Linked DNA regions of Homo sapiens: region 1 is linked to region 2. A link is a contact called in ENCODE Hi-C or POLR2A ChIA-PET data. All regions are on one chromosome and are shown on one strand. Each heading gives the region's core, a stretch centred on a gene start or an enhancer-like site at or near the end of the contact. The rest is flanking DNA. Distances are from core to core; before and after follow the strand shown.

Region 1 (6,395 bases), core at 2,877-5,376, 300 kb after region 2:
ATGAATGGGCAAATGTTAATAAGCCAGATTTTTTTCCTGTTTATAGTAATAAATGTAACAAAATATCTCCCCAAAGTGGATTCAGTTAGACTATGTTAGTACTTGAGTGAGTACTTCCTGAACTTATAGGAGGAAGCAACTGCAACCACTCTGAAAATGAAGTGGTTCCTATAAAACTTGGTTACTGCAGTCTGAATATATTTCATGCTTTGAAATATTTTGTCCATAGTTCTTTTGTTAGTGAATGTAGAGCTTGAGGAGAGTTCTGTAAAAACTAGAATCAACTGTTTTGCTTTCAAAATGCTTTTTAAAAATCAAACTGAGGATAAAGTTGCCGAATGACAGGTTTTCCCCGCTTTCAGAGTAACAAAAGTGAAAGTTGCATTTTGATCAATTTTGCTTAGTCTTCTTAGTGAAATCGTAAGATCCAAAGTACATGCTGTTGTGCACACACCAAGCAGTTAAGCAGTTTTGTTGTTTTAGTGCCGCTGAACGTGAACTGGTGCATGTCCACACATGCCACGCATAAAGAGTCCATTCTTGCTCACGTGCAGACTGAGAAGCCTGGCCATAGAGGTCTTGGGCTCAGTGGAAATTGGCAGCCTCTCTTCTCCTGTAAACAACAGCCTGACGTCACCCCATGCAGTGGTGATAGCAGACCCACTTCAGAGATTCCCAATTGACAGAGCTGTGGAAGGGCTGGCTTTGATCATCTTCAGTCACGCTTGAGTGAATGCAATGCAGAGAAATTTGTTAATGTCAGAAATACTGGAGTAGCCCTTTAAAACTGTTTTTAAAATACTTATCTGTGAATTTTCACATGTAATCCCAACAACAAATCTGTGTGATCAGCAAGAGAATTGTGGCTATTCCTATGTTAGAAATGTGCCAATTCAAGTCCAGAGAATAAAAAAGTTAGTAAATGGTGGTGGAATGACTGAAATTCAGGCCTTCTAAACCCTGCCTTGTCTCTCTTTCCACTATATTAAATAATTTCTGTAGAATAGTAATTGTTAATTGTTCCATTCTGCTATTTCCTCTCCCATCTAAAATGTGTGGGGTGATGATTTATGAGTTTTCTTTTTTTCCCCAGTCAAGACATCTGTGCATTAACATCAGATACACTCTTTCTGCATTTGGGAACTCCTAGACAATAAGGTAACCCACTCCTCTGCTTCTGAGAGAGCCTTTGAAAAATCTAACATAAGCCTACACTCACAACTTAATTGGAAAGATTTATTAACAAGATGATCCTGTTGCTCATTTGGCTTCTGAAAGCTACATAAAATTGAGAGGATGAATCGTCGTAATTCTTTTGTGTTGTTAACTGGAAGAGACAAAACCAACATGAAAGGACTGCTCTATTAGTTAGAAATCAGAATTTTATTGGGGGAGGAGGAGAAAGTTGAATAGCCACTGGTGAAAATATAACTTATTTGTTATATGAAATAGTTGTCTTTTCTCATGTGCCCACTTCTGGTTTATTTTCAGGCAGTTACAAAAAGTAGAAAAAGAACTATTACCTTCCATGATTTATATAGTTGCATATATGATTTGGGAATACTTCAGGCTGTAGGTAGCTCTTGGTTTTCTGTTTGTGACTAAGTTAGTTTTTCAGGGTGACATTAAGAATAGGCAGGAAGAGTGCTTAGATATCTGTGGATTATCCATAGTGAAGTATGTGGACCTTCTCTGCTGAATGCCCGGAACTTGGAGCAGCTCACCTGGGAGGTGTATGTTTAGGGAATACAAATTTATGTTGATTTTAGTTTACCCTAGACTGAAAATGTATTAACATCCTATACATTAAAGCAAATGTAGTTTTAAAAAATAAACGGCTTTTTAAAATGTACTTTGGCAGATAGCAAGCACTCAAAAAAAAGAGTTTTAAATAAAGCTGTGATAATCAGAAGTTAATTATTTAGCAACCTCAGTAAGCTAGCATCTATACAATAGTTGACTAAAATATACCCAAGAGAAAAAGTACATTTGGGCTGGGCGCGGTGGCTCACGCCTGTAATCCTAGCACTTTGGGGGGCCGAAGCAGGAGGATCACCTGAGGTCAGGAGTTCGACACCAGCCTGGCCAACATGGTGAAACCCCGCTTCTACTAAAAATACAAAAATTAGCTGGGCCTGGTGGCGTGTGTCTGTAGTCCCAGCTACTCGGGAGGCTGAGGCAGGAGAATCACTTGAACCTGGGAGGCGGAGGTTGCAGTGAGCCAAGATTGCACCACTGCACTCCAGCCTAGGCGACTGAGCAAGACTTCGTCTCAAAAAAAAAAAAAAAAAAAAATTTTGGGTGAAAGAAATGTATCTTACTGAATAAAGTAAAACAATCTAAAAGGGCTATTTATTTTGCATTTTATTGCATTAAATGGAAAAAATGTTTTGCCTTTAAACGATGATACTAAAATTACAGCAGGCTGAAGGAATAAAGTATATAGAATATTCTTTTTTTTTTTTTTTTTGAGACGGAGTCTCGCTCTGTCACCCAGGCTGGAGTGCAGTGGCGGGATCTCGGCTCACTGCAAGCTCCGCCTCCCGGGTTCACGCCATTCTCCTGCCTCAGCCTCCCAAGTAGCTGGGACTACAGGCGCCCGCCACTACGCCCGGCTAATTTTTTTGTATTTTTAGTAGAGACGGGGTTTCACCGTTTTAGCCGGGATGGTCTCGATCTCCTGACCTCGTGATCCGCCCGCCTCGGCCTCCCAAAGTGCTGGGATTACAGGCGTGAGCCACCGCGCCCGGCCTATAGAATATTCTTAAAGCCTCCATTTATGAAGAAACAAAGAAAACAAGTCACTGCCTTCTTACCATCTTTCTCTTTTTTCTGTGAGTGACAAAGAATAAGGAGCAACTAACAGCTGCCAGCCGAAGCCTCTCACTTCTGTTCTGCAGTTAAAGTCTCAAAGTCTGGGGCTGCTGTGAGCGTGGAGTGGTGCGTGCAGAGAGCGGCCCGTGCAATGCATTGTGCTGGCCTTGCTGGAGCTGCCCATGCAAGGAGCAGCCGTGCCGCACGTAAGCTACTCATGCAGGGAGCAGCCATGCAGGAGCTCAAGCAGAGGGCAGCCCTTGCAGTGCTGTGGGCACCTTGTGGAATGCAGTGCAGAAATCAGCCAGTGCAGCATGCATGCCAGTCCGGGTCTTCCCCAACACTGCCCTTGGGGAAACCCACACCTATTCTTACAGGAATGGCAGCAGGGGGTCTGCCCAAACCAAATTTAAGTTAAAAACAAAACAAAGCAAAACAATTCCTAAAGTGCCCCAGCTTATCATCTAACAGGCAATGGAGTTTCTCAGCACTGCCTGAGGTTGTTTGTAATTGTAAACTAATAGTAGTAAGGGCAGAGGCCAGATGTTAGATAACCGAAGTCAGTGGTAGACCAGCTGGAGAGCCACGCTGGGCTTAGATTTTAACTCTTAAGTTGTCTTGCTGTCCACTCCACACCTAGATATAATATGAGCAGAAAACAAAGAATTTCAATTTTAGTTCTTCGGGAAAACATTAGCTTTTTATTTTAATACTTCAGAGTTTGTTGAAAAAACCGTTTTTGGCAGGTTGGTACAAGGAATAATACCATCTGTATTTGTATGGTGCCTTGCAGTTTGTAAGTGCTCTCATGAGCATTATCCTATTTAACACCCACAGCCACAACCACCTTGTGAGGTATTGTCTCCCATTTTACAAATGAGGAAACAGACTTCTGAGAGTTTACAGCTTGTCCAAGGGCATACAGCTAGTAGTCATTAGAGCCATCCTGCTCCAGTATTCCCTCCACCATGCAACCAGCACTTTGATAGCATCTAGCTTCCTGTCTTCCCTGTCATTCTCATATTTACACAGAAAATCACCGTCTAAAAATCTTCCTCAGTGGCCATTCCATGTTACTCACAATAAGAACATATGTACCGTCAAAGGGTAGCTTCTTGATTGACTTTGAAGTCAATAATTGAATAAAAGAGGAGCCTTGTTATTTCTTACTTAGAACCATGCTGAATGAACCTTAGGGACCATTTGGTTCAAATATGTGTATATATCTAAATCTAGAGTAAAGCCCTTCATAAGGAAAGTGAAACTCCAGTTAATTGCAAAGACTAGGGCCCACTTCCTCAAACTCAGACCATTGTGTTCTTTCTGTTAAAGTACACCTCCTTCAACAGAGGTACAGTTCTTGTCTCAAGAGCTAATTTGACTTGAGATTCTAGCAGATATTCCTGAGTATCTACTCTGTGCAAAGCCCTGTGTGGAACCAGCTCTGGAGGACTTTTGGATCTAGTGGGAGAGACTTAATCCAGGAGAAAATGCACCTAGTGCTAAGTCTTCAGCCATTTAAAAGACTAAGAATGTCATAGATAATCCAAATTTGGTCTTGGTCATCTGGAAACATTTATGAAGAAGCCCTTTCTTATATGTTCTTATATGACCTCCTATTTGTAGAAAAATAGCAACTGTGGCCACTTTGGAACTTTTGGAATAATGCCACCCATCCCTGAGAAGCTGAAGTATAAGATTAAAAGCAAATCAAACTGTGATTGTTAGCACCAAGTTTCTCTTTAGGTCTTGCCCCTAAAAGTTTTAACTTAGAAAATCCCATATTACTCATATCTTATTATAAAAGCTCTGCTAATAACTTTGAACTCCTTAAAATACATTTTCAAAGAGCTGATGGTGAGCAAGCCACATGTTTCATGGCCTTCCCTCAGCACTGATCAGCCGACAACCTGGAGAGCCTTTCTGAATGCACCCCTGATAATTTGGGCTGTCTCCAAGTCAAGATGAATTGATAGGGAATGCAAAATTGATCAGAATAATTACAAGTGCCATTATATGAAAGAGATCACTTTGCCAATGAACACTCACAGAATGCCTTTACAGACCTAATTTGCACCAGAATTAAGTTTGTCTTTCTCAATAGTTGCTTCCCAAACTAAACAAACTGCATTGTATAAGTGGGTCAGTTTTCACAGTACTCTGCTTGAAATATTCAGATATACACAAAGGCAGCTGGATTGTAAATTTCAAGGGCAAACTAGTCTCCAATAAAGCAGGTATGGGAGGAAGCTGTGTTACATTCTTAGAGGGATGAGTTTCTCTTTAACTTATAAAAACGCATTCAGTATCCTGCTTGCTTTGCGTGGATCATACTTAGCTTCCATTTTTGCCTTTTAGTCAACCTCTTTTCATTTACTCAGGTTTCTGCCTCTCAGTCAGCAGTATTTGGCTATAATCAGGTGATTTTGCCCTCAGTTAGTTCTCCAGGGCCTAAGAACTCAATAGTATCGAATGGTTTTGGGTAGGGTATTTTTTTTTTTTTTTTTTGAGACGGAGTTTCGCTCTTGTTGCCCAGGTGCATGCAATGGTGTGATCTCGGCTCACTGCAACCTCCACCTCCCGGTATCAAGCAATTCTCCTGCCTCAGCCTCCCGAGAAGCTGGGATTACAGGCACCCACCACCATGCCCAGCTAATTTTTGTATTTTTAGTAGAGATCAGGCTGGTCTCGAACTCCTGACCTCAGGTGATCTGCCTGCATTGGCCTCCCAAAGTGCTAGGATTACAGGCGTGAACCATGCGCCTGGCCAATTTTGGGTTAGTTTTTAAAAAATAAAGACACTCTATTGATAAAGGATTGTGCAGTACCTAACTACCATAATGTGTCTCACTGGCTTTAAATCAGGCCAGAGACAGAAGTAAAATATTATAAATAGTGCATACATGAACTTTGCCAAAGAAGGTTTGAGGATTCCACCTCCACTTACCATGTTTACCCCAAAATATTTTTTATTTCATTATAGTAGTGAAGATGACAGTTGAATTTCAGCAATAATTTTTTTTTTTTTTTTTTGGACGGAGTTTTGCTCTGTCGCCAGGCTGGAGTGCAGTGGCACGATCTTGGCTCACTGCAACCTCCGCCTCCCAGGTTCAAGTGATTCTCCTGCCTCAGCCTCCCGAGTGTCTGGGACTACAGGCACGTGCCACCATGCCCAGCTAATTTTTATATTTTTAGTAGCGACGGAGTTTCACCATGTTGGCCAGGATGGTCTAGATCTCTTGATTTCATGATCCGCCCACCTTGGCCTCCCAAAGTGCTAGGATTACATGCGTGAGCCACCGCACCCGGCCGGCAATAATCTTTTTATATTTGTAGCTTTTAATGAATTGTTCCAGTTTTCCCTTTTCCATGATAAATGGAGTGTGGTGAGGACAGGGAGGTTCATGAATTTTAGGACAATAATGTGTTTATTATTTATTGGGATTGAAATTTTCAGTTCATCACTTCAGCCCCCAAGTCTTTAGACAAAAACAGGCGTTGCATATATATTTGATTGAAAGCATCAGAAGCCTATGAAAGTAACTTAGTGGAAAATGGGGACTTACTGGCTTACAGGATCT
Region 2 (6,279 bases), core at 659-3,158:
CACCCCCTAAGCCTCACCCAGAAGCTCCTCCAAACCTCTTGTCACTGTAGTGGAGAGGAGAGGACCTTTCCTCCCGCTTCCAGCTGCCCTTCATCTCACTCCCAGACAGATAAGAGGGCTGAGGACTGGTAGGAGTGAATGACAAGGACAGAGGGCTGAGGGCTGTGGATGCCACCTTCCTGGGCTGTCACCCCTGGCCTGGTGTTGGTATCTGAAAAGGGGGGAGCGGGCTGGCAGTGACAGACAAAGTGGTGAGTGCAGGGGAATAGGCCCAATCTGCGACCCACGGTCCTCCCTCTCCTCCCCTCTACACCTGTCCTCCTGCTTCTCTTTCTCTGTAGAGTGAAACCCAATTCCAAACGTTAACAGAGTCTGGAAAAGGCATCCAAGTAAAAAAGTGCAAAAGTTGAAAATAGCCTTCCACGTTATAAGGGAGGTTCCACTCCCAGAAAGATAATGACGACTATAAAATTCCAAATGGCACTCTGCCCACTAGCCACATTCTTCAATAACACGGTCTTAGCAGTTTCACGTGTTATTTACAGGTGAAGAGGCAGTAGATCTTTTTTCCCACTGAGGTCTCATTGAGGATATAGATAGGCTGCTTCGGATACTACTGGTAATTTTAATTGTTTCAGTTTCATAAAATGTATGAGACTACACTTCTTATCACAAATATCGTTACTTCACTTCTTTCACTTAGAGAGAGAGGAAGAGGGGTGGAATAAAAGAACAAAGGCAGTGCAATAAAATACTCAAAATAGCTGTAAGACAAATATTGCTCAACAAAGTTGGTGGCAGCACAGAAACAGACCCACTGGCTGGTAGGCAGCAGCACTATGAGAGGGTTTGATGTATTCGCTCATTCACAAAGCCTGCCTTTGTCATGTAATAGGCACTTAGGGGAATCCAGAGCTTGTCTGGAATAGGGGGATGCGTCCTGCAAACAGAAGCAGTTCCAGACCCTGCAGGTTGGCTAGCCAAAGCCCAGCTAACTCCCATCAGGTGTACCTTCCTGAGCTGCACAGACGGAAAACCACAAACTGCTTTTTCAGACTTCCTTGCAGGTCTGCCAAGCAGAGCACCTGTGTGAAACTCAGAAGCTGCAGCTGGGAAGGTGGGCATGGGCCGTATGGGGTAGAGCTTGCTGGGAGATCTGATTGGGGTAGCTCTGAGGGAGGCTCCACTGCCCGGTTCCTAATGTCACAGGTGTGGGCAAGCACCTGCTGCGGAAACTCAGCACTCTTAACTACATTGTTCCTGGCTATTAGCCACCCACCTGTTTCCCTATCCGTCCCAGAAATTCTGTACATTCTTTAATTCTTCCCTGTAATCAGTGCTTTTCTGCTTTGTTGTCTGTACTTGGAACACTTACCAAGAAATTAACCAAATCAGAGATACTCAGCATGGGCTTGAGGAAGATGTGTTTTGACATCATTTTCTCCAAATCTCTCGAAGTTTGTGACAAGTCTTTTTCTGCTACACTTTCTTCTAGTTCCTGTTCACAGTTTTGACCTCTTCCTCCATTTTCTCTGATGTTTAGCTGATTTTTACCGTCTGTTCCATCATCCAGTTCTCCAAGGTGTTCATTTTGACATCCAGCCTGACACTTCCTTCGCACTTTTGTGGCACCTCTAGCACTGCCACTTGCTTGGTTTTTGACAGCTGGTACCATCAACAAACAAATGCCTTGGGGAAGAAAACATGTCAATTCGCATGGCTTGAAATGCAGGAACAAAACAGAAGTGCACACCGACCCGGAGCTTACAGTACAGCGTGCCATGAGAGCTTGCATTGGCCAAAAGCATGCAAGAATACTCACTGTAGCTGATGCATGTTGTAAAAGTCTGCATGAACTCTGTTCTTCAGTGCTGCAATTTCTGATGTGAACAGCACCATCAGCTTTACACAGAACAATACTCAGTGTGGCATATGTACTTTTATTATGCAAAAGAGCGGATGGCAGGACGTTTGAATATAGGGAAGTTGAAAGTCACCTGGAAATGCTTCATGCAAATAGCACTAACTAGGAAGAGAAGGCACCTGTGCTAAGAAAGGGATGTGAAGCGGCCAGTCCAGGATTTGCAGCCTTGTTTGTGTGTTACTATAGAATCGCCTGGGCTCTTTTAAAAAATATTTATTTATTTATTTATTTATTTATTTATTTAGAGACGGAGTCTCTCTCTTGCCCAGGCTGGAGCGCAGTGGCGCAATCTCAGCTCACTGCAACCTCTGCCTCCAGGGTTCAAGCGATTCTCCTGCCTCAGCCTCCTGAGTAGCTGGGATTACAGGCGAGTGCCACCATGCCTGGCTAATTTTTTTTTTATCTTTAGTAGAGGTGGGGCTTCACTATGTTGGCCAGGCTGGTCTTGAACTCCTGACCTCAGGTGATCCGCCTGCCTCAGCCTCTCAAAGTGCTGGGATTACAGGTGTGAGCCACTGCACACGGCCTGGGCTCTTTTTAAAAATGCCAATATATGGCAAAAAACAAAACAAAAATAAAGAGGAAAGTGGGGAGAAGGCCAGGGAAGTTTGGAGGACCCCAGGATTCCACTCACCTTACTGACCCTAGTGGTGTATTGGCTTTTTTAAGACAAGGTCTCACTGTTTCCTAGGCTGAAGTGCAGCAGCATGAACATGGGTCACTGCAGCCTTAACCTCCTGGGTTCAAATGATCATCCCACCTCAGCCTCCCGAGTAGCTGAGACCACAGGCACGTGCTACCACACCTGGCTAATTTTTAAAATTTTTTTGTAGAGATAGAGTCTCACTATGTTACCCAGGCTAGTCTCGAACGCCTGGGCTCAAGTGATTCTACTGCCTTGGCCTCCCAAAGTGCTGGGATTACAGGAGCGAGCCACCATACCAGGCCACTTTCCCCTTTATAAAAATTTAAAAAGAAAAGAAAATCCCAGTATTCAGGCACAAACCCAAACCAGTTTAATCAGAATCTTTGTGGGTGGAGTGCTGGTGGGTTGGTTTTTTGTTTTTTTTTTTTAGCGTGGATGAATCTAATGAGCCTTCAACATTGAGAACCAGTGGATAGGGCTTCTACTCTGCCCTATTTATCCTTGTGAATGTGGCTTTTCTTCCTCTTTCCACAGGCATTGTCTGAGGCTTTCAAATAAGTAACCTCGTGGGTTTTTGTAGTAAGTAGCATTTGTGGCTGGAGGCCAGCTTCCCATTCAAAGACTGTCTCTTCTTAAAGAATTCTTGATTCTTGGCCAGGCTTGGTGGCTCACACCTGTAATCCCAGCACTTTGGGAGGCCAAGGCGGGCGTATCATGAGGTCCGGAGTTTGAGACCAGCCTGGCCAATATGGTGAAACCTCTTCTCTACTAAAAATAGAAAAATTAGCTGGGTGTGGTGGCACACGCCTGTTGTTACAGCTACTCAGGAGGCTGAGGCAAAAGAATTGCTTGAACCTGGGAGGCGGAGGTTGCAGTGAGCCGAGATCGAGCCACTCCACTCCATCCTGGGCAACAGAGCGAGACTCCATCTCAAAAAAAAAAAAAAAAAAAAAAAGAATTCTTGATTCTTAATGGAACCACAGGTAGTCAGCAAGATGAAAAATGGAAATGATGATTCTGTAATTGTCCATGTTACAACAACCAGAGTATGAATTGCATTGCAGTTTTTTTGTTTGTTTTTTGTTTTTGAGACATTGTATTGCAAGACACCAATAGAGGCACTTACAGAGTCTCGCTCTATTGCCCAGGCTGGAGTGCAATGGTGTGATCTCAGCTCACTGCAACCTCTGCCTCCTGGGTTCAAGCAATTCTCCTGTCTCAGCCTCCTGAGTAGCTGGGACTACAGGCGTGCGCCACCACACCTGGCTAATTTTTGTAGAGATGGGGTTTCACCATGTTGGTCAGGCTGGCCTTGAACTCCTGACCTCAGGTGATCCACCTGCCTCAGCCTCCCAAAGTGCTGGGATTACAGGCGTGAGCCACTATGCCTGGCCTGCATTTCAGTTTTATCTGGGGAAAGATCATCTCCTTGGCTGACAGAGTGTAAACAAGAGTAGATTTCCCCTCAAATGAGGTCATCCATGGCCACTGTAGTTAGAGGCTTTTGGGAAATTACCTAGAATGGAGTTTTCCAGAAAAGACCATGAACCAGGGTGCCCACAGATGCTGAGGGTACTAGGTCTGTGATTCTCAAACACTCACATGCCCAAGTATTTGCCAGGAGCTTGTTAAATGCAGAATTCCTAGGCTGCCCACAGTGCTGCTGACCCGGCAGTTGTCAGCCTTGGCTGAAACCCCTGGGCAGCTTTGAAAATACTGGTGCTTGGGTCCCACCCCCAGAAATTTTGGTTATTTGCTTTCAGGTATGGCCTGGGCATGGGATTTTTCAGGGTTCCCAGAGTAGTGTAATATGCATCCAGATTGGGAACCACAGGCAAGAAAAGTGCCACTGTGGACTCTTATTCCTGGTCTGCTGTCCCTCTTGGAAAGTCTTCCTTTCCAATTTTCCTTCACATTCTATCAGCAGTGGAGTAGAAGAGACTTAGAACTCAGGGACCGTCTAGTCCAACCCCGCAGTTCACAGATGAGGAAAACAAGGCCAGGAAGGGGAAGTGGCCGGCCCAAGGACACACGGCTACTACCAAGTCAGCCCCAGAGTACATCCGGCTCACTCTCTCATGGTCCTGCTCCCATCATGCAGCCTACTGTGGAACACAGGGAATTTTATCTGAAGGAAAACACTACAGTAAAACATTAGAAATAAGGAATGATAACGATTCAGTCCTCTAAAGATTTTTAAAGTTCTTCATCCATTTGTCACTTCATACTATCTTCTATATGTATAAAGTGGTGCTGGGTACCCAGGGGCAATGACTCACGTTCCCAGCAGGCCACGGATTTACTAAAAATGGGTGTGCTTTTGTCCTTGACTCTCACTCTTAGGGACAGATTGGATTTGGGTTTTGATGGAAGAGCTGAGCTTCCAGGGAAGTATTTTAGCAGTTGATGGTTGCTTTCTTTCTTAAATCTCCATGGATATGTATACATCAGGTATCTTGTATATATCAGGCTAATGCTTTTCAGTGTGCTTTAGTGAAGTGGAAATGGGTGAGATCAGGGATTCCTGGACAAGTGACTCCTCAGCTAGCACTTTATTGAGGAAGAGACCCTGCTATGCCCACTTTCTCTGTGTGTAGGGGTGTGGGGTGTGGGGTGTGGGGGGAGGTTCTGCTAATGGGGGCTGCTCCCCTGGGGAGCCCTACAAGCCCAAGTCATCCTAGGGCTCGGCAAAGACTTGCCAGAATTTCAGTACCTCATTTTGTTGCAGACCAAAAACTGATAATAGGAAAATCATCCATGCGTCCCTGCTATGAGTGTCAAGCCACCTGTTCACGTACGTCATCCCAATGTCCTGGGGACATTTTTCTGATTTAAAAGCAAATGAAAATATTTTTGTAGGGCTGGAGCAGCGGCTCATGCCTGTAATCTCAGCACTTTGGGAGGCTAAGGTGGGACAATCGCTTTAGCCCAGAAGGTGGAGGCTGCAGTGAGCTGTGATCATGCTACCGTACTCCAGCCTGGGCAACAGAGCAACACCTTGTTTCAAAATAATAATAATAATTTTGTGGGCCCCTAAAAGCATTGTGGGCCTCAGGTCCTGCGAGTCCTGTGCCTCATGGGCAAGTCAGCCCTGACGGGGTGGAGGGAAACACCCACGCTTGGCCTCTGTCGCTCATGCTGCTAATGTGCTGGGGCACTACCCATGGGCCGTACAGAAACAGGCAGTGGGCTGGCTGTGGCCTGTGAGCCATAGTTTGCTGACCATTGCTCTAGATGACCAAGGTGTAATTAGCTGAGATAATTTCTGATGGCTCACAGGACAGCCAAGAAAAGACATGGTCATCCAAAGTGACTGGTAACCGCTACAGAGAGTCTTCCATTGGGCCCTAATTACCACCCCGCTCCTACACCCCTGGTTTTTTCTTCTCACTTTGTGAAAAGTAAAAGCGTACACTTATTAAACATAAATGGCTTGTAATCCCAGCACTTTGGGAGGCCAAGGCGGGCAGATCACTTGAGGTTAGGAGTTCTAGACCAGCCCTGGCCAACATGGCGAAACCCCGTCTATACTAAAAAAAATACAAAAATTAGCTGAGTGTGGTGGAGCAAGCCTGTAATCCCAGCTCCTCGGGAGGCTGAGGCAGGAGAATTACTTGAGCCCGGGAGGTGGAGGTTGCAGTGAACCGAGATGGCACCTCTGTACTCCAGCCTGGGTGAGAGAGCGAGACTCCATCCCCCAAAAGCAAAC

What was found. A loop is a pair of places that touch in the nucleus more often than their neighbours do. ChIA-PET counts read pairs that join two places held with the same protein, here RNA polymerase II (POLR2A). Pooled maps may share reads with other maps.
Region 1: a loop to region 2 is called in a pooled map, with 3 times the contacts of the local background. The contact joins the enhancer-like site here to the promoter of LINC02576 in region 2. A Hi-C loop is called at or near these places in 2 of 37 single-sample maps with no recorded cell type and 3 of 50 pooled maps. POLR2A ChIA-PET finds 5 or more read pairs at or near these places in 2 of 52 experiments (GM10248 and GM12878).

The regions. Positions count from the first base shown.
Region 1 is chr2:64,724,907-64,731,301 of GRCh38, reverse strand. No RefSeq gene overlaps it. Among named protein-coding and RNA genes, the nearest start is that of SERTAD2, 74 kb to the right of the region's middle. Within about 2 kb of position 4,126, at least 7 of the 41 ENCODE cell types and tissues checked have a DNase peak (open chromatin) inside an H3K27ac peak, as active enhancers do; they include GM12878, where a contact is called at or near this core.
Region 2 is chr2:65,026,356-65,032,634 of GRCh38, reverse strand. LINC02576 (long intergenic non-protein coding RNA 2576) reads right to left here and starts at 1,908. Exons shown (of 3, transcript NR_183398.1): 1 at 1,823-1,908; 2 at 1,376-1,689. RefSeq lists an enhancer at 695-1,558.